2 separate regions of the Mus musculus genome follow, and region 1 is linked to region 2. Evidence: chromatin loops called from intact Hi-C (ENCODE). Cell type or tissue: heart. All regions are shown on one strand. Each heading gives the region's core, and the rest is flanking DNA. Links, peaks and the distances in the headings are about the cores only.

Region 1 (8,963 bases), core at 488-8,487, 57 kb before region 2:
GCTAGAGTCAAGAGCTCAGGGGTACTGGTTAGTTCATAATGTTGTTCCACCTATAGGGTTGAAGATCCCTTTAGCTCCTTGGGTACTTTCTCTAGCTCCTCCATTGGGAGCCCTGTGATCCATCCATTAGCTGACTGTGAGCATCCACTTCTGTGTTTGCTAGGCCCCGGCATAGTCTCACAAGAGACAGCTACATCTGGGTCCTTTCAGTAAAATCTTGCTAGTGTATGCAATGGTGTCAGCATTTGGAAGCTGATTATGGGGTGGATCCCTGGATATGGCAGTCTCTACATGGTCCATCCTTTCATCTCAGCTCCATACTTTGTTTCTGTAACTCCTTCCATGGGTGTTTTGTTCCCACTTCTAAGGAGGGGCATAGTGTCCACACTTCAGTCTTCATTTTTCTTGAGTTTCATGTGTTTAGGAAATTGTATCTTATATCGTGGGTATCCTAGGTTTTGGGCTAGTATCCACTTATCAGTGAGTACATATTGTGTGAGTTCCTTTGTGATTGTGTTACCTCACTCAGGATGATGCTCTCCAGGTCCATCCATTTGGCTAGGAATTTCATAAATTCATTCTTTTTAATAGCTGAGTAGTACTCCATTGTGTAGATGTACCACATTTTCTGTATCCATTCCTCTGTTGAGGGGCATCTGGGTTCTTTCCAGTTTCTGGCTATTATAAATAAGGCTGCTATGAACATAGTGGAGCATGTGTCCTTCTTACCAGTTGGGGCTTCTTCTGGATATATGCCCAGGAGAGGTATTGCTGGATCCTCCGGTAGTACTATGTCCAATTTTCTGAGGAACCGCCAGACTGATTTCCAGAGTGGTTGTACAAGCCTGCAATCCCACCAACAATGGAGGAGTGTTCCTCTTTCTCCACATCCTCGCCAGCATCTGCTGTCACCTGAATTTTTGATCTTAGCCATTCTCACTGGTGTGAGGTGGAATCTCAGGGTTGTTTTGATTTGCATTTCCCTGATGATTAAGGATGTTGAACATTTTTTCAGGTGCTTCTCTGCCATTCGGTATTCCTCAGGTGAGAATTCTTTGTTCAGTTCTGAGCCCCATTTTTTAAGGGGGTTATTTGATTTTCTGAGGTCCACCTTCTTGAGTTCTTTATATATGTTGGATATTAGTCCCCTATCTGATTTAGGATAGGTAAAGATCCTTTCCCAGTCTGTTGGTGGTCTTTTTGTCTTATAGACAGTGTCTTTTGCCTTGCAGAAACTTTGGAGTTTCATTAGGTCCCATTTGTCAATTCTCGATCTTACAGCACAAGCCATTGCTGTTCTGTTCAGGAATTTTTCCCCTGTGCCCATATCTTCAAGGCTTTTCCCCACTTTCTCCTCTATAAGTTTCAGTGTCTCTGGTTTTATGTGAAGTTCCTTGATCCACTTAGATTTGACCTTAGTACAAGGAGATAAGTATGGATCGATTCGCATTCTTCTACATGATAACAACCAGTTGTGCCAGCACCAATTGTTGAAAATGCTGTCTTTCTTCCACTGGATGGTTTTGGCTCCCTTGTCGAAGATCAAGTGACCATAGGTGTGTGGGTTCATTTCTGGGTCTTCAATTCTATTCCATTGGTCCACTTGTCTGTCTCTATACCAGTACCATGCAGTTTTTATCACAATTGCTCTGTAGTAAAGCTTTAGGTCAGGCATGGTGATTCCACCAGAGGTTCTTTTATCCTTGAGAAGAGTTTTTGCTATCCTCGGTTTTTTGTTATTCCAGATGAATTTGCAAATTGCTCCTTCTAATTCGTTGAAGAATTGAGTTGGAATTTTAATGGGGATTGCATTGAATCTGTAGATTGCTTTTGGCAAGATAGCCATTTTTACAATGTTGGTCCTGCCAATCCATGAGCATGGGAGATCTTTCCATCTTCTGAGATCTTCTTTAATTTCTTTCTTCAGGGACTTGAAGTTTTTATCATACAGATCTTTCACTTCCTTCGTTAGAGTCACGCCGAGATATTTTATATTATTTGTGGCTATTGAGAAGGGTGTTGTTTCCCTAATTTCTTTCTCAGCCTGTTTATTCTTTGTGTAGAGAAAGGCCATTGACTTGTTTGAGTTAATGCTGAGTCCTGCACAGCATATTTTAGGGATTAATTCATTTTTACCCTCTTGGTTATGCCAACTAAAGAAATTGTGATAACCAATAAAATAGTAAAAAAACTAATGAAGTAAAAAGCCCAACTAGAATTTGGGACATGCAATGGAGGTGGCCCACTGTCTAAACTACCTCCATGGCCACGTAGTTGACAGTCTGGTGGTTCCCATGTGTTAGTACAATGGCAGTGGTTTTTATTGTTGCAGACTCCTTGCATATGGCATAACTTGGTTGTACAGTTACTTACCAGATCAGACTTGCTGACACACTTTCTGTCAACACATATATGGTATGGAGCACAAGCTGTGCCATCGCTCACAGCTCCAATATCATCTATGGTGATCCCAAAATGATAGTCCATAGTCCAGCAGGTGACATTACTGAAGTGAGTATAATGCACTGTTTCATGGTTTCTCCTTTGGGGAAGTTGTATCACATTCTCACACTGAATTCGCCCACAGAGTACATCCGCGAGCTCGCATATTTTATACTTAGAGCTATCATTGCCACAGTTCCCAAAGCGGTCACCCCGTCTGTTCATTTCCATGTAGCAAATTTCATCTGCACTTCTACTTCCATTGCCAAAAATCTTCCGACACTGCTCATCACGTTGATGACATTCCATTTTATAGCAATAGCCCTCACCACTGCAAGGGATTCCGTCTGCTTTATACACATCTCCTGGACACTCAGCTGAAGTTCCATTGCACCACTCTGGAAGGTCACACTCATTTTTCTCTTCTCTACACACAGTGCCTGTTTTAAGGAACTGGCAATCTTGGCAACAAAGTCCAAAAGCACATTGAGCACCAGGTTTGAGAACACAGTCGCTGCTACAGCAAGGATCTTGTAAACAGGATTCAGTGCTCCCACAATCACACTCCTCTCCTTCTTCAACCACCTTATTCCCACACACGGTCAGGTTTGTTACTAGTGCTTCTGGAATATCATATAAGCAACTTCGTTTGGTAACAACTGAATACATTTCTTCATAACTACAGTTGCTGAATTTTGGAGAATTTGTTTTATATGGGGCCATTAGACAGTCTTTTAACCCACAAGTACATCCAATTCCATCATGTTTCATACCCAAGTTATGCCCCATCTCATGTGCTACAATGTGTGCCATGTCTGACATTACATCAGAAAGGAAACTGCTAACTCCACAATTATAAGGTGTACAAACGTCAGCTAAATAAGCTAACCCTAAATATAAACCATATCCCTGTCTGACTAAAAGGTGTATGATATCATGTCTAATGCGATTGCCAAACATGTTTTGCTTCCAAGTACAGAAATCACCAAGGACTTTAAATATACTGAGTTCTACATTGATATAGTTTTTTTCATTCCATATTTCAAGAGCAGTTAAAACCACATCAGTATCTATTTGAAGATAATAACCATTTACTCCATTGACTATTTGCAACATATCTTGAATACAAGTTGTGATATTGTTATTTCTATGAACGTATTGTTTATGGTCTATTACTACAAAATATTCAATAAACCTGTGGTGGGTCCACCAATTCTCATGGGGAATTTGTAAAAGTGTGGGGGCATTGCGTTCTCGTAGCTTCCTTTGTTGTGCTATTTCCTCTTCTGATAACCCACATCTCATGGGAGATGGTTCTGAATCCCCATTGTCCATTTTGTAAGCCAGATGTTCAAATGTTGACGTTGAGCTCTTGGGCATGATTTCATAAGTTGTGCCATTTATCTCTAGTGTGCCTTGCAAGCTCCCAAAACAGGTGTTGAGAATGACCAGGGACTCTGGGTCTTCATCCACATAGCCATGGTAATAGCAGTCATTCGGCACAAAAGGGCGTTGTTCAAGGAGATCACCTTGCTGAGTATAAGTTAATAGTATTAAGTTTCTGGACATCAAGTTTTTCTTGGGTTTCATAGTGATTATGTGTCTCTGCCCCCCAATGTTCAGGCTATAGGACAGCCAACCTGGTGAAGTATTATTTCCTCTAGTGACAGTGACCCTTAAAGGTGTCACTACTTCTGGAAGGCTACTGTACTTAGCATGCCCAATTGGTGACCATGCAGAGAAGAAGAACATCGTCCACAGGCAGAACTTAAGGAACATGTTCCTTTTATGGACCAGGACCTTAGCCCCACTCACTATATCCTATTAGAGAGCCAAGGAGGAGTTTGAGAAGTTCTTGGTGTCCCAGTCCTCACTTTGTGTGGTTGCAGGCAGCACTGGTGTCTTCTGACATGGTTGAGTCATAATAGAGGCAGGGCTAAAAGAAACAGACACAAGTAAGGGCAAATATAGCCATTGGTAAATCATGGTCAAGTTAAGTTAGATGGCATAACTGCAGATAATGTGTTAAAATCAATTAATCTTTTTTCCAAGATGTTTAAACAATGCAGTTCTATTTTTCCTTTAATTTTGTAGTATACACTTCTGTAAATATATTTCTACACTTGAAGGAGTGATTGTAAATATATTTCTAAAGCACTCCTAGTTTAATATACTGAAACATTTTAATTAATTGTCCTTATCTATACATTGTTTCAGAATATTCTAATTTCACCCTATCCACAACAGTAACTGTATATTTTAAGAATGCCATTGGTTTTATAAACAGAGTCATGGAAATTGTTACTCTCCTCAATCACTGTCCTGCTTCCTGAGCACACTTGACTGTTTCTTTCTGTCTTACTCTTATCATTTCTTTGGTAGTCAGAAACTTCTCTCAGGCAGAAAACTTTTGTCATTTTTCTCTTTTCATATGCTTGTTTTCATATTGCTGTAAGTGAGTGTGAACTATAGTGTTATCATGAACCTCATGTACATGTTGATATTTGTGGAAAGGTCACAGTTCATCCTGGCTGGTTAGTCTTCAAGAGCTATGCATCTCGTTAGTGCAATTATTACTAAAGCTTAGTATTTCATATATTTATTACATTTTTGTGCTTTTATAAGAATGTGTGTATGCATATAAGCATGAGTGTATATGTGTCTCTGTATATATGTGTTTGTGTGTGCATTTCTGTCTGTATTTAGAGAAGCCTACAGCAAGTTTTGGATCTCACTCCTAGGCCATCATTCACCTTGTTTCTCAGCACAGAGGCGATCACTGACATGGTTTTCTCTAAAGAGGGAAGAATTGCTCACCAGCAAGCCTTAAATACCTGCATATTTCTGTCATCTCATGGTTGGCATTTCTTATTTTTTTCCTTTTTTTATTGGATATTTTCTTCATTTACATTTCAAATACTATCACAAAAGTCCCCTATACACTCATCCCCGCCCTGCTCCCCTACCCCTATCCCCTGCTCATTCCCACTTCTTGGCCCTGGCTTTCCCCTGTACTGGGGCATATAAAGTTTGCTAGACCAAGGGTCCTCTCTTCCCAATGATGGCCAATTAGGCCATCTTCTGATACATATGCAGCTAGAGACACGAGCTCTGGGGGTACTGGTTAGCACATATTGTTGTTCCACCTATAGGGTTGCAGACCCCTTTAGCTCTTGGGTACTTTCTCTAGATGCTACATTGTGGGCCCTGTGTTCCATCCTATAGATGACTGTGAGCATCCACTTCTGTATTTGCCAGGCACTGGCAAGGCCTCACAGGAGACAGCTATATCAGGGTCCTTTCAGCAAAATCTTGCTGGCATATGCAATAGTGTCTGTGTTTGGTGGCTGATTATGGGATGGACCACCAGGTGGGACAGTCTCTGGATGGTCCATCCTTTGGTCTTAGCTCTAAACTTTGTCTCTGCAACTCCTTCCATGGATATTTTATTCCTTTCTTAATTTTCTTGTGTTTTGGAAGTTTTATCTTGGGTATTCTACATTTCTGTGCTTATATCCACTTATCAGGGAGTGCACATCAAGTGACTTCTTTTGTGATTGGTTTACCTCACTCAGGATGATATCTTCCAGATACACCCATTTGTCCAAGAATTTCATAAATTCATTGTTTTTAATAGCTGAGTAGTACTCCAATGTGTAAATGTACCACATTTTCTGTATCCATTCCTCTGTTGAGGACATCTGGGTTCTTTCCAGCTTCTGGCTATTATGAATAGGTCTGCTATGAACATACTGGAGCATGTGTCCTTATTACATATTGGAACATCTTCTGGGTATATGCTCAGGAGAGTTATTGCTGGATCTACTGGTAGTACTATGTACAGTTTTCTGAGGAGCCGCCAGACTGATTTCCAGAGTAGTTGTACAAGTTTGCAATCCCACCAGCAATGGAGGAGTGTTCCTCTTTCCCCACATCCTTGCCAGCATCTGCTGTCACCTGAATTTTTGATCCTAGCCATTCTGAGTGGTGTGAAGTGGAATCTCAGGGTTGTTTTGATTTTCATTTCCCTGATGATTAAGGATGTTGAACATTTTTTCAGGTGCTTCTCAGCCCTTCAGTATTCCTCTGTTGAGAATTCTTTGTTTTGCTCTGTACCCCTTCTTTTAATGGGGTTATTTGAATTTTTTTGATTTCAGCTTCTTGAGCTCTTTGTATATATTGGATATTAGTCCCCTATCAGATTTAGGATTGGTAAAAATTCTTTCCCAATCTGTTGGTTGCCTTTTTGTCTTATTGACCGTATCTTTTGCCCTACCGAAGCTTTGCAATTTTATGAGGTCCCATTTGTAGATTCTTGATCTTACAGCACAGGCCATTGCTGTTCTGTTTAGGGATTTTATTCCCCCTTTGCCCATATCTTTGAGGGTTTTCCCCACTTTCTCCTCAATAAATTTCAGTGTCCTTGATTTTATGTGGAGGTCTTTGATCCACTTAGTCTTGAGCTTTGTACAAGTAGATAAGAATGGATCAATTCACATTCTTCTACATGATAACTGCCAGTTGTACCAGCACCATTTGTTGAAAATGCTGTCTTTTTTCCACTGGATGGTTTTAGCTCCCTTGTAAAAGATCAGGTGACCATAGGTGTGTGGGTTCATTTCTGGGTCTTCAATTATATTCCATCGATCTACCTGTCTGTCACTGTACCAAGACCATGAAGTTTTTTTCACAATTGCTCTGTAGTACAGATTGAAGTTAGGCATGGTGATTCCACCAGAGGTTCTTTTATCCTTGAGAAGAGTTTTTGTATCCTAGGTTTTTTTGTTATTCCAGTTGAATTTTCAAATTGCCCTTTCTAACTCAGTGAAGAATTGAGTTGGAATTTTGATGGGGATTGCATTGAATGTGTAGCTTGCTTTCGGCAGGATAGCCATTTTTACTATATTATTCCTGCCAATCCATGAGCATGGAAGATCTTTCCATCTTCTGAGATCTTCTTCAATTTCTCTCTTCAGAAACTTGGGGTTCTTGTCATGTAGATCTTTCACTTCCTTAGTTAGAGTCACACCAAGGTATTTTATATTATTTGTGGCTATTGTGAAGGGTGGTGTTTCCCTAATTTCTTTCTCATCCTGCTTATCCTCTGTGTAGAGAAAGGCCACTGATTTGTTTGAGTTACTTTTATATCCAGCTACTGTGCTGAAGCTGATTTTTAGGTTTAGGAGTTCTCTGATGGAATTTCTATGGTCACTTATGTATACTATAATATCATCTACAAATAGTGGTATTTTGACTTCTTCCTTTCCAATTTGTATCCACTTGATCTCCTTTTGTTGTGGAATTGCTCTGGCCAGGATTTTAAGTACTATATTGAATAGGTAGGGAGAAAGTGGGGCAGCCTTGTCTAGTCCCTGATTTTATTGGGATTGCTTCTATGGCTGCCATTTCAAACACTGTCAACTAATAAATATTTCACATAGGTTTTGGTGATTTCTTCTCATGTCTGTATTCCTTTGCAACATTCATTTTACCAAACGAGCTTTCTCTTTCTCTCTTGTCTTGTATCTTTAGTGTATTACTATTTTGAAAAAACAATTAAGGAACAAGATACATTACATATACAGTGAAGTGGGGAAGAGCCTTGAGCACATGGGCACAGGTGAAAATTTCCTGAACAGAACACCAATAGCTTATGCTCTAAGATCAAGAATCGACAAATGGGACCACATAAAATTGCAAGGCTTCTGTAAGGCAAAGGACACTGTCAATAGGACAAAATGGCAACCAACACATTGGAAAAAGATCATTACCAATCCTACATCTGATAGAGGGCTTATATCCAATATATACAAAGAACTCAAGAAGTTAGACTCCAGAGAACCAAATAACCGTATTGAAGAATGGGGCACAGAGCTAAACAAAGGATTCACAATCAAGGAATACTGAATGGCTGAGAAGTACATAAAGAAATGTTCAACATCCTTAGTCATCAGGGAAATACAAATCAAAACAACCCTGAGATTCCACCTCACACCAGTCAGAATGGCTAAGATGAAAAACTCAGGTGACTTCAGATGCTGGTGAAGTCGTGGACAAAGAGGAACTCTTCTCTATTACTGGTGGAATTGTAAGTTGGTATAATCACTCTGGAAATCGGTTTGGTGGTTCCTCAGAAAATTGTACATAATACTAGCCGAGGACCCACTAACACCACTCCTGGGCATTATCAGAAGATGTTCCAACATGTAATAAGGATACATGCTCCATTATGTTTATTGCAGCCTTATTTATAATACCAGAAGCTGGAAAGAACCCAGATGTCTCTCAACAGAGGAATGGATACAGAAAATGCAGTACATTTACACAGTCGAGTACTATCTAGGTATTAAAAAGAATGAATTTATGAAATTGTTAGGCAAATGGATGGATCTTGAGGATATCATCCTGAGTGAGGTAACCCAATCACAAAAGAACACACTTGGTATACACTCATTGATAAGTGGTTTTTAGGCCAGAATTTCAGAATAACCACAATACAATTCATTAACTACATGAAATTC
Region 2 (8,963 bases), core at 276-8,275:
TTCACAACCAAGGAATACTGAATGGTTGAGAAGTACGTAAAGAAATGTTCAACATCCTTAGTCATCAGGGAAATACAAATCAAAACAACCCTGAGATTCCACCTCACACCAGTCAGAATGGCTAAGATGAAAAACTCAGGTGAGTTCAGATGCTGGTGAAATTGTAGACAAAGAGGAACTCTTCTCCATTGCTGGTGGAATTGTAAGCTGGTACAATCACTCTGGAAATCAGTTTGGTGGTTCCTCAGAAAATTGTTCATAATACTAGCCGAGGACCCACTAACACCACTCCTGGGCATATACTCAGAAAATGTTCTAACATGTAATAAGGATACATGCTCCATTATGTTAATTGCAGCCTTATTTATAAAAGCCAGAAGCTGGAAAGAACCCAGATGTCCCTCAGCAGAGGAATGGATACAGAAAATGTGGTACATTTACACAGTAGAGTACTAACTAGATATTAAAAAGAATGAATTTATGAAATTCTTAAGCAAATGGATGGATCTTGTGGATATCATCCTGAGTGAGGTAACGCAATCACAAAAGAACACACATGGTATATACTCACTGATAAGTGGATATTAGCCCAGAAGCTCAGAATAACCAAGATACAATTCATTATCCACATGAAATTCAAGAAGGAAGATCAAACTGTGGATACATTGAAGGGGGAACAAAATACCCATGGAAGGAGTTATAAAGACAAAGTGTGTAGCAGAGACTGAAGGAAAGACCATCCAGAGACTCCCCACCCATATACAATCAACAAACCCAGACACTATTGTGGATACCAACAAGTACTTGCTGACAGGAGGGTTATACGGCTGTCTCCTGAGAATCTCTGCCAGTGCCTGACAAATAAAGAAGTGGAAGCTCACAGCTTACCATTGGACTGAGCACAGGGTCCCCAATGCAGGAGCTGGAGATAGATCCCAAAATGAGCTGAAGGGGTTTGCAGCCCCATAGGTGGAATAACAAAATGAATTAACCAGTACCTCCAGAGCTCCCAGGGAGTAAATCACTGACCATAGAGTACAGATGGTGGGACTCATGGCTCCCACTACATTTGTACCAGAGAATGGCCTATAAAGTCATCAAGGGAGGAGAGGCCCTTGGTCCTGTGAAGACTCTATGCTCCAGTGTAGGGGAATGCCAGGGCCAAGAAGCAGGAGTGGGTGGGTTGGTGAGCAGGGGTCGGGGGAAAGGGATAGGGGAAGTGATTTTTGGAGGGGAATTCAGGAAAGGGAATAACATTTGAAATGTAAATAAAGAAAATATCTAATAAAAAATAAACGAAAAAAAGTACAACAACTGATTGAGAGTTGATAAATAGGTTCATCTAGCGCCACGAATGCTTCAATCAGTATGTTCTTAGCAGTGCAAGGACAATATTCTATGTGGGATGCAGGAAAGTAAGAGTCTCTAGCAAATAAAATGATATCAATAATCACAAAAAGAAAAGTATGTCAAAATTAATGACTCAAAATATAGTAATTGGTTAAAAACCACACTTGAGAAATTGAGCAAGCTCAGTCATTCATTACTGTACACAATGCTTTTTAGCATCCACAACTTGAGAGGAAAAATAAATTTTTTTGAATATATAATTTGGTTCAACTATTACAGCCTAGATTTTATTTTGGCTCTCAAACATCAGATTTTTCTCCTACAACCTCATCAAATTTATATCTAGCCATTTACCACCTAAGATCTCTAATAATTTAGGATGTCGTGAATCAAACTAAAAACTTTAAAGTCACTAGAACAAAATAGAAGAGAGTGGAAATATTTAAAGAAAATAAGTGTCACCCCCAAGCATGAAAAATTTGCAAGATATTGAGTTCTGTATGTGTTCAACTACTAATTATTCGTGCTTTTGTTGTTTACTGAATGTTCAAAAGGCTTACCCTCAGGTTGAGTGATGCCCATGTTCTTTTAATTGTTATTGTCTTGCTCATAAAACATTTTTACATCCTATCTCAGGAACAAAGGTTGTTGTTTGAGGATGCACAAGAGAATATAAGTCCTTCACTTGTCTCTCATGGAGTAAGTTCTAGACTCATGTGCCTAGCAACAGAAGCCTCTCCTTTCACAGAACCTGGCAACTCATGAGATTCTTCCCAATTGTTCCTCTACCACATCAACCAAAGTTATTTGGTTTCCACTTTCATGTCAGTAAGTCCAACTTCTTTCTCCTTATACGCTGCGCTCTGGTGTCTCTGGTGTGAGAAAATCTCATTTCCAAACTTGTATTTCTCCTCATACACTGTAAAACCATGAGAACTCCCTGTTATGTTCATTTTATTATTACTGTTCCATTTTATTTAGTATTGACCATAATAAAGAATACTCAAAGCACTTAACATTATGGAAAATAATTCCACTTCTTTTAAAATATATTATTAAGAATTCAAATGTCTGCCATTGGTTTTACCATTCTTAGATCACTGAGTACAACCTCCCCAGAGACATTGAACACCTGCACATGTAGATGCATTGTCTATGTCATACAACTGCTATTCAAGCTAGTATATGGGATGAATTTGGAAGAGGAGGGCTGAGAACCAGCATAGGTGTGAATTTCTTTGGCAGTGGAATAGCCAATAACTGAGACTACACCAATCTTGGAGTAGTGCATTTTATAAGTTGATTAGAAAGTGGTGGGGACTTGTTTATGTGCTGTTTAATACTGCTAAATTCTGGGTGACTTATGACTTACCTGTGTGCTCCATTGAAACTTCCAGGTTATTTTTTTTTCCTTTGAGAATTTTGTACTTTCTATTTTAGTACATTCCCTTCCATCCAGGAACTCATCCCAGGTCCATCTTCCCATTCTAACTCAACTTTATGTTTTCTCTCTGTCTTAAAACAAAGCAAAATAACAAGAAACAACAATGACAAAACCGAACACTGAAAAACCTAGATTCCATTTACTGTTGGCCTATTATGTGTGATCATCATATGTGCACACAAATGAGTAAGTGGGGTTAGAATACAGTTTTACTCTATTAAGGAAAACCAATTTTTTCCTTTCCCTGCAATTTTATCACTTGCATATAAGTTTTCCAGCTCAGAGTGGGACTTTTCAGACATATCCGATTTTTTTTTCATACTAAATAGTTTGATCATGTTTATGTATTGGTGAGACTTTATGTTCCCTTTCTTTCTTGTTGGGATGCTGTGTGGAGTGAATATCAACAGGTCATTTTTTCAATATTTGTGTTTTTGTGAATTAATATCTGTGTCTGTCTTGTTATGTCTGGGAAATGCTGTTTCCTTAACCATCCATCTAAACTGGTTCATAGAATGTTTACCTTTCTTTTTCCATACCAATCTCTAAGTGTTGAGGGGAGCATTTTGATAAGGACCATTATATTTTGAACAGACCATTCCAAGGTCTCTCATTTTCTGTGTATTGTTCAGAGTGGTCTCTGTGTCATTCACAATTCATTGCTTGAGGAAACTTCTTTGTTGAGAGCTGAGTTATAGTCTCATCTATGAGTATAGCAATATGTCATTAGAAGTCATTTATTTATAATATTCATTAAGTGGACTAATAGTTTTAGGTATCCCCATAGGCCATCTGACTTAGTCTAAACATAAATAATAGAAATATGGGTTCCATATCGTGAGGTTTAACTTAAATACAATCGGAATGGAATTGGTGAGCCTATGAACATTCTTGCCATGCTTCTCATTACTAAATCTACAAATATCTTATAGGCAGTCCATTACTATAGCTTGGCATAGCTATGTGACATCTGGATAAGATTATTATCATCTTTATTCTGGAAGCAAATAAGGCACTTTAAAGATATATATGAAAGCTTGCCTGAAGGTTGAAGTCTCCAGTTTACTATCATCTAGATTTCTCTATGTTATATGCCATACGTATGTGGTATCAATGTCAATAGTGTCTTTTCATTAGTTGTAGCTCATATCCAGTAGCATTACAATATCCTGTAGGGATTGATGGTTTCAGTACACAGCTAAAAAGACATAATCCATTTCTAGGTACTGTAGGTTTTATTAGGTAGTGTAAGTTGTGGCATAGTCTCTCACTTTATAATCACTACTCCATTAAAAATATATGTATGCATAGATTTGTTTATAATATTTATACATAGTATATATTTTTAAATTACTTTCCTAGTCTTTCTCTCCCCCCTTTCCCTCTCTCTGTCTCTGTCTTCTCTCACTCAGTCTCGGTCTATCTGTGTCTGTCTGTCTCTCCCTCTTTCTCTCTCTCTCTTTCTGTACACACACACACACACACACACACACACACACACACACACACACACACACTCATTCCCATGCTTTTACGGCTTTCTTAACTTCTTCGCTACTAGATATTCCTTCTCACATTTCTCCCTTATGCAGTCGTCCCATCATCCATCACTATTAATCATTCTGCTCTAATATTCTCTTCATTTCTTAGTAATTGTATATTATATAATTTTTTCCCTGGGAAGATCTTCTATTGCTCCCTCATTCCTTACTAGACAGCTAACCTCAGTGTGTATCATAAATGAAATATAAATAGTTAAACCCAAAATAGTAACATCTACTTCTAAGAGAAATATGCAGTTTGTCTTACCTTCCTCTGAATGATTATTTCTAGCTCTATCAAATTATATGCAAATTACAGGTTTCTTAATAGTTGAATAATCATCCACTGTCTAAATGTACTACATTTTATTATCTTGTAATCAAATGATGGTCATCTGGGCTCCTTGCCCTTTTTGATTGTTATGAATAGGGAAGATGTGAACATGGATGAGTAATTATCCCTCCAGTGAAGTGTTGAGTCCTTTGGTTATATGCTCAAGGTTCAGACAGATATACCTTGGAGTAAATCTCTTTTCTTATTGTGAGGAATCCCTATTCTGATTCCTTAGTGGCCAGACTAGTTTATACTCTTACCAGTAGTAAATAATTTTTCTCATTACCTTTTTATTGTTAGCAAGTGCTATATTTTCTTTTATTAGTGTTGTCCATTGTGACTGGGATAAGATGGAATTTGAAAGTATTTAAAATTTTTCTGTTGAAAGTGGGGTACATCTGGAAGTTTAGCTCATAAAGATGTTCTTCTTTGATTCTTGCTACTCCTCCTCTCCCTCTTCCTCCTCTCCCTCTTCTTTATGCTCCTTTTCTTCCTCCTCTTCAACTCTCTTCCTTCTCCTCCTCCTCTTCCTTCTTTTTCATTTCTGTTTTTGTTTTGTTTGTTTGTTTGTTTGGTTGGTTTTGTTCTTTTTTTATTAGATATTTTCTTCATTTACAATTCAAATGCTATCCGAAAGTACCATGAGGTGCTGAGAGGAAGGTATATCCTTTTGTTTTAGGATAAAATGTCCTGTAGATATCTGTTAAATCCATTTCTTTCATAACTTCTGTTAGTTTCAATGTGTCTCTGTTTAGTTTCTGTTTCCAGTATCTAGAAGGAAAATGGGGTGTTTAAGTCTCCCACTATTATTGTGTGAGGTTCAATATGTGCTTTGAGCTTTAGTCAAGTTTCCTTAATGAATGTGGCTGCCCTTGCATTTGGAGCATAAATTTTCATAACTGAGAGTTCATCATGGAAGGTTTTACCTTTGATGAGTACGAAGTGCCCCTCCTTGTCTTTTTTGGGTACCTTCCCCAATATTGGGCACTGGTGGCACATGCCTTTAATCCCAGTACTTGGGAGGCAGAGGCAGGCAGATTTCTGAGTTTGAGGACAGAGAGGGCTATACAGAGAAACCCTGTATCAACACCCCCCCCCCCCCGCAAAAAAAAAAAAAAAAAGAAAAAAGAAAAAAGAGAACATGCTCATGGATTGGCAGGATCAACATTGTAAAAATGGCTATCTTGCCAAAAGCAATCTACAGATTCAACACAATCCCCATCAAAATTCCAACTCAATTCTTCAACGAATTAGAAGGAGCAATTTGCAAATTCATCTGGAATAACAAAAAACCTAGGATAGCAAAAACTCTTCTCAAGGATAAAAGAACCTCTGGTGGAATCACCATGCCTGACCTAAAGCTTTACTATAGAGCAATTGTGGTAAAAACTGCATGGTACTGGTATAGAGACAGACAAGTAGACCAATGGAATAGAATTGAAGACCCAGAAATGAACCCACACACCTATGGTCACTTGATCTTCGACAAGGGAGCTAAAACCATCCAGTGGAAGAAAGACAGCATTTTCAACAATTGGTGCTGGCACAACTGGTTGTTATCATGTAGAAGAATGCGAATTGATCCATACTTATCTCCTTGTACTAAGGTCAAATCTAAATGGATCAAAGAACTTCACATAAAACCAGAGACACTCAAACTTATAGAGGAGAAAGTGGGGAAAAGCCTTGAAGATATGGGCACAGGGGAAAAATTCCTGAACAGAACAGCAATGGCTTGTGCTGTAAGATCGAGAATTGACAAATGGGACCTAATGAAACTCCAAAGTTTCTGCAAGGCAAAAGACACCGTCAATAAGACAAAAAGACCACCAACAGATTGGGAAAGGATCTTTACCTATCCTAAACCAGATAGGGGACTAATAGCCAACATATATAAAGAACTCAAGAAGGTGGACTTCAGAAAATCAAATAACCCCATTAAAAAATGGGGCTCAGAACAGAACAAAGAATTCTCACCTGAGGAATACCGAATGGCAGAGAAGCACCTGAAAAAATGTTCAACATCCTTAATCATCAGGGAAATGCAAATCAAAACAACCTTGAGATTCCACCTTACACCGGTCAGAATGGCTAAGATCAAAAATTCAGGTGACAGCAGATGCTGGCGAGGATGTGGAGAAAGAGGAACACTCCTCCATTGTTGGTGGGATTGCAGGCTTGTACAACCACTCTGGAAATCTGTCTGGCGGTTCCTCAGAAAATTGCACATAGTACTACCGGAGGATCCAGCAATACCTCTCCTGGGCATATATCCAGAAGATGCCCCAACTGGTAAGAAGGACACATGCTCCACTATGTTCATAGCAGCCTTATTTATAATAGCCAGAAGCTGGAAAGAACCCAGATGCCCCTCAACAGAGGAATGGATACAGAAAATGTGGTACATCTACACAATGGAGTACTACTCAGCTATTAAAAAGAATGAATTTATGAAATTCCTAGCCAAATGGATGGACCTGGAGGGCATCATCCTGAGTGAGGTAACACATTCACAAAGAAACTCACACAATATGTACTCACTGATAAGTGGATATTAGCCCCAAACCTAGGATACCCAAGATATAAGATACAATTTCTTAAACACATGAAACTCAAGAAAAATGAAGACTGAAGTGTGGACACTATGCCCCTCCTTAGAAGTGGGAACAAAACACCCTTGGAAGGAGTTACAGAGACAAAGTTTGGAGCTGAGATGAAAGGATGGACCATGTAGAGACTGCCATATCCAGGGATCCACCCCATAATCAGCATCCAAACACTGACACCATTGCATACACTAGCAAGATTTTATTGAAAGGACCCAGATGTAGCTGTCTCTTGTGAGACTATGCCGGGGCCTAGCAAACACAGAAGTGGATGCTCACAGTCAGCTAATGGATGGATCACAGGACTCCCTATGGAGGAGCTAGAGAAAGTAGCCAAGGAGCTAAAGGGATCTGCAACCCTATAGGTGGATCAACATTATGAACTAACCAGTACCCCGGAGCTCTTGACTCTAGCTGCGTATATATCAAAAGATGGCCTAGTCGGCCATCACTGGAAAGAGAGGCCCATTTGACACGCAAACTTTATATGCCCCAGAACAGGGGAACGCCAGGGCCAAAAAGGGGGAGTGGGCGGGTAGGGGAGTGGGGGTGGGTGGGTATGGGGGACTTTTGGTATAGCATTGGAAATGTAAATGAGCTAAATACCTAATAAAAAATGGAAAGAAAAAAAAAACCAAAAGGTAGAAAACTGAAGGTGGGAGTTCTTGTAGGGAGAAAGGAATTCTGGGAGTAAGTCAAGCATGAGAAAATTCTCCAGGGTGACTCCAAGGAGGCACAGTATGAAACTCAGGAGAGGTAACCAGCCATGTAGCACACATAGATAGAATAGCATAAGCAGGTTATATAAGTGATGAGCTAGTTGAGGAACAACCCTAAGCCTGTGACCTAGGCATTTACTCATAAATAATTGTCTCAGAGTCGTTTTTGGGGAATTGGGCATGGTTAGAAATGTCTGGAGTGCATGGTACCATTTTATCCAAACAGCCAATCTTTATTGTCACCTGATCTGAGTCAGTTCTGTCCCAGGAACAACAGCAGTGGGAACACAGGCAAAGGCAGTGAGCACCATGGTGGGTGGCTCATCCTAAACCAGACTCTGCTATTCAATGCTCATTCAACCTGAGGGAAACCTAGACTTTTTTCTTATTTTAGACATATTCATCTGAAAAAAGTAGAATACAGGTAAAAATCAATGCCTTCAAGTTGTTATAAAGTCGAAACGAATTCATCTCTCCAGGGTGACTTAAGTAGAGATTCTATTGTTGTAATAAAACTCCATTACATGGGGCTTGAAAGATAACTCAGTGGGTAAGAGCAGTGGATGCTCTTCCAGAGGTCCCAGGTTTGATTGTTAACACCCCCGAAAAAAAAAAAAAAAAAAAAAAAAAGAGAATGGCTACTCAAGTGTTTCTTCAGACCATTTGCTTGGAAAATTGTTTTCCAGCCTTTCACTCTGAGGTAGTGTCTGTCATTTTCCCTGAGATGGGTTTCCTGTAAGCAGCAAAATGTTGGATCCTGTTTGTGTAGCCAGTCTATTAGTTTATGTCTTTTTATTGGGCAATTGAATCCATTGATGTTAAGAAAAATTAAAGAAAAGTAATTGTTGCTTCCTATTATTTTTGTTGTTAGAGGTGGCATTCTGTTCTTGTGGCTGTATTCTTTTAGGTTTGTTAAAGGATTACTTTCTTGCTATTTCTAGGGGATACTTTCCATCCTTGTGTTGCTGT

The links. A loop is a pair of places that touch in the nucleus more often than their neighbours do. Peaks named below come from ENCODE experiments on the same cell type or tissue, not always from the same donor. Only the 100,000 strongest peaks of a DNase experiment are listed, where the experiment ranks them.
Region 1: a loop joins it to region 2, with 9 times the contacts of the local background. A loop is called at or near these places in 12 of 42 quality-filtered maps.

What each region holds. Positions count from the first base shown.
Region 1 is chr8:43,517,743-43,526,705 of GRCm38, forward strand. It overlaps Adam26b (a disintegrin and metallopeptidase domain 26B), which reads right to left. Exons shown (of 2, transcript NM_001009547.2): 2 at 2,122-4,378. The coding sequence starts at 4,221. The coding sequence ends at 2,122. Among named protein-coding and RNA genes, the nearest start is that of Adam26b, 5.9 kb to the right of the region's middle. In heart, for the core only: no CTCF peak of the experiment used is centred there; no DNase peak of the experiment used is centred there.
Region 2 is chr8:43,574,640-43,583,602 of GRCm38, forward strand. Adam26a (a disintegrin and metallopeptidase domain 26A (testase 3)) reads right to left here and starts at 2,068. Exons shown (of 2, transcript NM_010085.3): 1 at 1,911-2,068. In heart, for the core only: no CTCF peak of the experiment used is centred there; no DNase peak of the experiment used is centred there.